2 separate regions of the Homo sapiens genome follow, and region 1 is linked to region 2. A link is a contact called in ENCODE Hi-C or POLR2A ChIA-PET data. All regions are on one chromosome and are shown on one strand. Each heading gives the region's core, a stretch centred on a gene start or an enhancer-like site at or near the end of the contact. The rest is flanking DNA. Distances are from core to core; before and after follow the strand shown. Region 1 overlaps PCCA (propionyl-CoA carboxylase subunit alpha). Region 2 overlaps PCCA (propionyl-CoA carboxylase subunit alpha).

Region 1 (4,032 bases), core at 399-2,898, 130 kb after region 2:
TGCGACCAGACTGGCCAAAATGGCGAAATCCCGTCTCTACTAAAAACACACACAAAAAAATTAGCGGGGCATGGTGGCACACACCTGTAGTCCCAGCTACTCAGGAGGCTGAGGTAGAATTGCTTGAACCCAGGAGGTGGAGGTTGCTGTGAGCCTAGATCCTGCCATTGCACTCCAGCCTGGGCAACAAGAGCGAAACTCCTCAGAAAAAATTAATTAATTATTTAATTAATTTAAAAAATGTAATCTCTGTATAAAAGTGGAGGTAAAAGATACAAAAAGATATAGTTTATAAAATAAAACCTTTACCAAGTAAAAGACCAAGAACAAGAAGGAACTGTGAACGGGAAATTATTACTGTGTCCCTATTAAAGATCAAGACTATCTCTCATATATTCCTTCAAGCATAACTGTGAGTTACAAGAGTATTATCCCCAATTTTATGACAAAGTTGAGTCCCAAGGACTTTAACTTTTCAAAGGTCACAGGCTGAGGCTGTAATGGTTATAAGATTTAACCACAGATTGGTCAAGAGCTTTCTGAAATTTTTTATTTCTAGATAAGAAAAACAGTGGCAATTCCCAGATAAACACTAATATCTACTCAAAGATATGATATTGTTCCACAGAGCTTGCACACATGTGAACTTGTAATAATGTGGCCTAAAGCTGTAAAAAGCATAGATGCCTCCCGGTTACCCAGTAACTAGAAGTAGAACTCGGGCCGGGCACGGTGGCTCATGCCTGTAATCCCAACACTTTGGGAGGCTGAGGCGGGCAGATCACTTGAGGTTGGGAGTTCGAGACCAGCCTGACCAACATGGAGAAACCCCATCTCTACTAAAAATACAAAATTAGCTGGGCATGGTGGTGCATGCCCGTAATCCCAGCTACTCGGATGGCTGAGGCAGGAGAATCGCTTGAACCCGGGAGGCGGAGGTTGCAGTGAGCCGAGGTTGCAGTGAGCCAAGTTTGTACCGTTGCACTCCAGCCTGGGCAAAAAGAGCGAAACACTGTCTCAACAAAAAAAAAAAAAAGAAGAAGTAGAACTCGTACAAGCAAACACAACTATAACAGAACAACTACCAATGTGAACCATTCCCACGACAAGTCTGAACTGGTTTGGAATGAGCCCCATAAAGGCTCTGTTCCTGTTTCCTCCTGGGAGACATTCATGGAAGGTCAAAAATGAAGAATCAGGTCAACACTCAGACCATTTGTGTAAAGCCACAACATAAAGTTTATTTTCTAAATGAAGGAAAACGTTTGAAGAAGTCTGCTAATTTGGACCTCTACACAGAATTTTAACGTTTGTTGTTTTTGTTAAGCATGTAACAAACTGGCTACACGCCCAGTCCAAAATTCTTTGTAAGGTATTTCCTAGCAACAAAGGTTCTGAGAAAGAACTTTAATCAATTCTGTTTATAAAGGCTAGCCAATCACAGCCAAAATGAGAGAGGTCAGCGTGTGCAAAATGACTCCCCAGTAACATATTGCCACTGGTTCTCTCCCACAGGAATAATGATTTCCTGTATTTTCCACACATAGAAAAGAAATGCCTGAAAATGGCTTGGCACATAGGAAGTGGCATTGACCCTCAGAGTCACAAGACTTGGGTCAACTCTCAGCTGTGAGTCATTGAGCTAATCATTTCTCTGGGCCCCCGTTTCCATCTACAAAATGTAGGTGATGACACCTCCCTGATTTCCTAGGGAGTTATTAAAAGGATCAAATGAGTTTTTATAAACAGTAAAGTGCCAAAAAATGTAAGGTTTTACATGAAAACTAAATCCAAATATGTAACTGTCACCTTCTTTCTTAAAATTATACCAGAACCACTTGGGAATTACCATTAGAGAATAATATAGTCAATAAGAGTTCTGGTCTAGACTCAGATTCTGACCTGGATTCAAATCTTGGCTCTGACATTTCCTAGATATATAGAAAGTTTCTTCATTTGTACACTGGGGATAATAATAGTACTTATCTAGGTCATAATGCTGCTATGAGGATTAAATGAGAATGTCTAACATGGCTAGCACAGTCTTGCATATATTATCATCAGCACACAATAACTTACACAAAAAGCGGGGGAAATGGTAGGCTTTTAGACAAACTGGATGCATGCCTTCCAGCCACTGCAAACAGGGAAACAAATCCTGTTTGCAGTGGCTGGAAAAAAATCCTTTCTTAAGATTAGATAGCACCAGCTGGGCACAGTGGCTCACGCCTGTAATCCCAGCACTTTGAGAGGCCGAGGCAGGTGGATCACAAGGTCAGGAGATTGAGACCATCCTGGCTAACACAGTGAAACCCTGTCTCTACGAAAAATACAAAAAATTAGCCGGGTGTGGTGGCAGGCGCCTGTAGTCCCAGCTACTCGGGAGACTGAGGCGGGAGAATGGCGTGAACCCGGGAGGCAGAGGTTGTAGTGAGCCGAGATCACGCCACTGCACTCCAGTCTGGGTGACAGAGCAAGACTCCATCTCAAAAAAAAAAAAAAAAAAAAGATTAGATAGCACCTACTTTCATAAGCAAGATGTGGCCTCACGTGGCAGTTAAAACTGGTAAATCCACTGGCAAATATCTTAAAGAACAATCTGAACACTATTTCTGCCAAAACCAAAACTACTGTTGTTAACATACCCGCAGTAGCATTCAGATGAATAATACTAAATAACTCATTATGAGATAAATTCATTATCAGAATGCATTCTGCTTCAAAGAAGAAACTATCCTCAAAACTGGGTTAATGGAGCTATAAAATGATCTCACCAAGGTCAAAGTAAACATTAGTTTACTTCATCTTGCTTCATCTCTAAAATTCCAGGTGAAGGTCTTATCCATGTATTATGACACGGTATTTCATCATGCATTGTAACAGAGCCCATGCCCTTCTCTGAAGACACTTAATTAGGTCTGGCTTTTTCCTGGAAGCACAGCTTTTCTTTCAAATAGACTATTTAGTCTTCAGGATCTTAGAGACCATTCCAATCTTCAGTGTCTGCCAAAAGCCAAGTTGAACACCTAATATTTGAGAGAGATGTTCAAGACTCAAGATTCTCTGGGCTCTGCCTCTGTACTAAGCTCAAGCACCAGGAAACTATACATGTCAACTCTAGAGCTCCATCATCCCACCCTTGACTCTTCCGCCAGGCCATTCTTCCCCATCCCGCTGTAGCAGATGTTGTCAGTGGCCACTCAGATCCTCTCTAACTGCTGTGTTGACAACTAACGGCTCACACCTGCACCCTCATCTCGACCATGTTCCTCAACTATACAGCTCTCCATCAAGCCTGAGAGCTCCCCCGACCCTGCCTGGCCAAGGGCTGACTAACACTGCATTCAAAAGGCCAGTCCCAGCACCTCAAGGTGGGACTTGATTAGTAGCACAATCTGTGCCCTAGAGCTGTTCCATCCAATATGGCAGCCACGAGCCACATTCAGATGTGCTCTAAGAGTAAACTACACACTGGATTTTGAAAACTTAGTACCCAGAAAATGTAAAAGACCTCATTAGTGAATTTTTACATTTACATATTCAAATAATACTTTGAATATTTGAATATATTAAGTAAAATATATTAATTTCACCTTATTTTACTTTTTTTGTTTTTTTAAGAGATGGGGGTCTCACTATGTTTGCCCAGGCTGGACTGCAGTGACTACTCACAGGCACAATTATAGCCCATGGCAGCCTCTAACTCCTAGGCTTAAATGATCTTCCCACCTCAGCCTCCTAAGTAGCTGAGACTACACATCCCTGCCACCACACCTAGCTTCATTGTACTTTTTTTTTTTGAGACAGGATCTCACTATGTTGCCCAGACTGAAGTGTAGTGATAGGATCATAGCTCACTGCAGCCTTGAACTCCTGCATTCAAGCAATCCTCCCACCTCAGCCTCCTGAATAGCTGGGACTATGGATGCATGTCACCATGCCCCACTAATTTTTTTATTTTTTGTAGAGACTGGGCGGCTGGGGGGTTCTCACTATTTTCCCCAGGCTGGTCTTGAACTGCTGGCCTCAAGT
Region 2 (3,838 bases), core at 504-3,003:
ACCTACATTAAGACAGAAATACACATTTGAACGCACAGGAAAGTTTAAGCATTAGACAGCTACAGAAACCAATTTACTGCTCAAAAGTAGGACAGACAGCCGGGCATGGTAACTCAGGCCTATAATCCCAGCTACTCAGGAGGCCCAGGCAGGAAGACCACTTGAGCCCAGGAGTTCTGTACTGACTTAAGCAACATCGCAAGACCTTGTCTATATTTAAGAATAAATAAATAAATAAATGTAAAAGGTAGGATTAAAAGTTGTAGGAAAAGGGAAATTAAAATTGTATGCTCTTAGGTACACGTTGAACTTTTTTACCATAAGAATCATAATTTCATACTTCATATTTTCATAGTTTAAAAATTAAATCAGCCATGCCTGAAGTTATCAAATTATTAATGATTTTGAGAATATTAAATGTTATCAAAACAAACTAGGAGTCCCCAAAATCACTTAAGCTTTTCATGACATCCCATTGCCTCAAAACCAAGTTTGAACTCCCTAGGCTGGTTTCAATACTTGATCCTGTCCGCCTAAGCATGAGTCTCAGCCCCACCCCTGTTCATCTTGCATCTTACCCTGCAGCCCAAGGCCCAGGCAGGCTCCCCAGCCTTGCACAGCCTTCTCAGTTCAGCCAGCCTCAGCCAGTAACTCTCTCCCCTTTTACCAAACCAGCTTTTATTACAATAGGCCCAATTCTGGGCCCTGAAGACACGGGACGGAACAAGAAAGACATCATCTTGGCCAACAGGTAATTTACAGGCTGGTGGAAAAGACAAACCTTAAATACAGCCACACAGCAGCTAAGGAATGATTATGTGGTGCATGTTATGTACAAGTTTTAAAGAGGGCATGTGACAACAGGGGATCTCTAATCCAAAAATAGATTCCTGAAAACTTTCTCAGGCGTGGTAACTGAAAAGACACCTTAGAAATAGAAGCGTAGTGAAAAACAGTGTCTGGGACCTGAAGAGAGAGGCGAGGGGAAGGCTGGGCCTCACAGCCACATGAGAGAAACTGAACTGTAGCCTCAGAGCAAGGAAATGAAGGGCTAGCTCTGGTTGCAGGCTGGAGAATTCTGGCATAGCATCTGCTTACTTATGATGTGCACTGTCCACCCTCTGCACCTCCCTAGCCCATTAAAATGTAAGCTCCATAAGGACAGAAACCCTTGTCCAGCTGGTTCAAGTTAGGTATTTCAAATCCCGAGCACACGCCTGGCACAGTTGTTATTCAACCAACAGTTGTTGGAAGAATAAATGAATGAATGAACAAACAAATGAACACTTTGAGAGGCAAGAGGGATCTGAAGAGTCAGGCTGGGAGGCAGTAGTCTGGGTGACAGGAAAATGACCATTTCCTCCCAGAGTCCAGGGTGGCATGCTTCCAGTTTCAGCTAATGCCACGTTCTTTCTTTTTTTTTTTTTTTGAGATGGGAGTCTGTCACTCAGGCTGGAGTGCAGTGGCACGACCTCGGCTCACTGCAACCTTTGCCTCCTGGGTTCAAGTAGTTCTCTTGCCTTAGCCTCCTGAGTAGCTGGGACTACAGGCAAACACCACCACACCCGGCTAATTTTTGTATTCTAAGTAGAGACAGGGTTTCACCATTTTTGGCCAGGCTGATCTCTAACTCCTGACCTCAGGTGATCCGCCCACCTCGGCTTCCCAAAGTGCTGGGATTACAGGCATGAGCCACCGCGCCCAGCCTGCCACTTTCTTTAGAGTGCCTTTCCAGTCCTCCCACACCTGGCTAGGTATCATTGCCACATGAACACATACACCACGCCCTGCAATTATGCAGCCCTTTTCACACTTAACCTTCATGAGGGCAACAACTAGCTGTCTTACTCTCTACTAAATCCCCAGAGTTTAGCAAATTAACGCAATCAACACATTATTTCTTCCATGAATAAACAACTATCCGCATCAGCTTCCATAAAAATTAGTCTGTTAGGATAAGACACAATCTCACAAATGCCAACAGAACTATTCATCTCCAGAGCAGCGGTTTTATAAGTGAGTTAACTGACATCCAAAGGCAGGGGTTCAGGGCAGGGACTCAGAACCAGACAGGCTTCTGTTAGAAATGCTTGTTCCCCAGTGCCGTAAAGAAACAGCACTGGAACATAAATTTAATTTCCTCAGCAAGGCCATGTTTACTTTCTGCAGAAAGGGTACATTCGCCAGCAGTTTTGCCACGAGAGTACATTGAACAAAGGAGACAGGGTCATTTATAACCTGAGGCGCCCACCCTACTGCTGTGTCCGGTTTCCATTGGCTGGAACAGGACCTCACATTTTGTATTTGTCCCAATTGGCTAACAACATAGAACTTTTTAAAAGAGGCAACGGCAGAGGAGAACAAAGGAAGGAGGAAGTAACTTGTGGAATACTGAGAAAGGTAAAAACACCTTCAAATAAGGAAGAGGAACAGGCTATGACTTAATGCTTGCTTGGACCAGTATAAGCATGCCAGGGCAAATATTTAGGCTAAATTGTGGGAGCTGAGAACATAAAGTACATTGATTTCTTTATTACAGCTAGCAGATATTTAAGAATGTTAGCACAGGTCTTAGAATAAATTTTGCTTCTAAGAGAAGTTACTATTTATTCCTAATTAGATGGGGAGGAAAGTCTTTGAAGAGGAACCTCTACTTTACTTTTTACACTTCAGTTTTGCTTCAGTTTAAAACAAGGTGCACTCAGTGAAATACTGTTGGCATTGGGCAAAACCAAGCCCAATATTTTTGGGATTCTCAGTCCAGCACTTCTTCCACCACATCATGCAACTTCCAGAGTTTGAATTTTAGGTTTTGTAAAACCTGCTCTTCTAAAAAATATAGTTCTACTCCATAATTTTTAAGTAAAGTGTTGCATTAGGAAAAAAAAAAAATCAAATTCTACATGGCAATAAGTTTTCAAATTGAAAAGCCACAAGTTTAAGTTATAATACAAAACAAAAGAAAGCAGCTCATTTCAATGTATAGATATCAAACTTTATTTCATAAAAATGTAAAAGGTTAAACTTTATTTTACTAAATATACTTTGTGCTTTTTTTTTTTTTTTTTTGAGAAAGAGTCTCACTGTGTTACCCAGGCTGGAGTGCAATGGAGCGATCCCCGCTCATTGCAACCTCCACCTCCCAGGTTCAAACGATTCTCCTGCCTCAGCCTCCCAAGTAGCTGGGATTATAGGCACACACCACCACGTATGACTAATTTTTTTTGTATTTTTAGTAGAGATGGGGTTTCACCATCTTGGCAGGCTGGTTTCGAACTCCTGACCTCAAGTGATCCTCCCACCTCAGCCTCCCAAAGTGCTAGGATTACAGGAGTGAGCCACCGCGCCCAGCCTTTGTTCTTTATTTATATAAAATAAATATATTTTAAACAAAACAACATTATCTCTTCACAAATACAGCTTGGCAATATTTGAAGAAAAAGTGGAGCTGATTATTCTTAACACTCTTTAAAATATTCTTAAGACAGCTCTCACATCTATGATTACATGACACACAATACATGAAAATATGAAAGGGCTTAGAACAATAAACTCTGTTAACATAATGTTCAATAATATCCTATAATTTATTAAAAGAAAATTTCTGACACATTACATAATAATCCTCCCCAAAGTGGAAGAAAAGTCAAATATGCCAGGCATGGTGGCTCACGCCTGTAATCCCAGCACTCTGGGAGGCTGAGGCAGGCGGATCATCTGAGGTCAGGAGTTCGAGACCAGCCTGGCCGACATGGTGAAATCCCATATTTACTAAAAATACAAAAATCAGCTGGGCGTGGTGGCATGCGCCTTTAATCCCAGCTACTCCGGGGGCTGA

What was found. A loop is a pair of places that touch in the nucleus more often than their neighbours do. ChIA-PET counts read pairs that join two places held with the same protein, here RNA polymerase II (POLR2A).
Region 1: a loop to region 2 is called in a map with no recorded cell type, with 2.3 times the contacts of the local background. The contact joins two enhancer-like sites. A Hi-C loop is called at or near these places in 1 of 168 maps with a recorded cell type or tissue (Caco-2) and 1 of 37 single-sample maps with no recorded cell type. POLR2A ChIA-PET finds 5 or more read pairs at or near these places in 2 of 52 experiments (AG04450 and naive thymus-derived CD4-positive, alpha-beta T cell).

The regions. Positions count from the first base shown.
Region 1 is chr13:100,097,792-100,101,823 of GRCh38, reverse strand. All of the region lies in intron 1 of PCCA (propionyl-CoA carboxylase subunit alpha), which reads right to left. Among named protein-coding and RNA genes, the nearest start is that of PCCA, 11 kb to the right of the region's middle. RefSeq lists an enhancer at 1,375-1,669. Within about 2 kb of position 1,648, at least 10 of the 41 ENCODE cell types and tissues checked have a DNase peak (open chromatin) inside an H3K27ac peak, as active enhancers do.
Region 2 is chr13:100,228,131-100,231,968 of GRCh38, reverse strand. The region is part of intron 7 of PCCA (propionyl-CoA carboxylase subunit alpha); the gene reads right to left. Among named protein-coding and RNA genes, the nearest start is that of PCCA, 140 kb to the right of the region's middle. Within about 2 kb of position 1,753, at least 4 of the 41 ENCODE cell types and tissues checked have a DNase peak (open chromatin) inside an H3K27ac peak, as active enhancers do.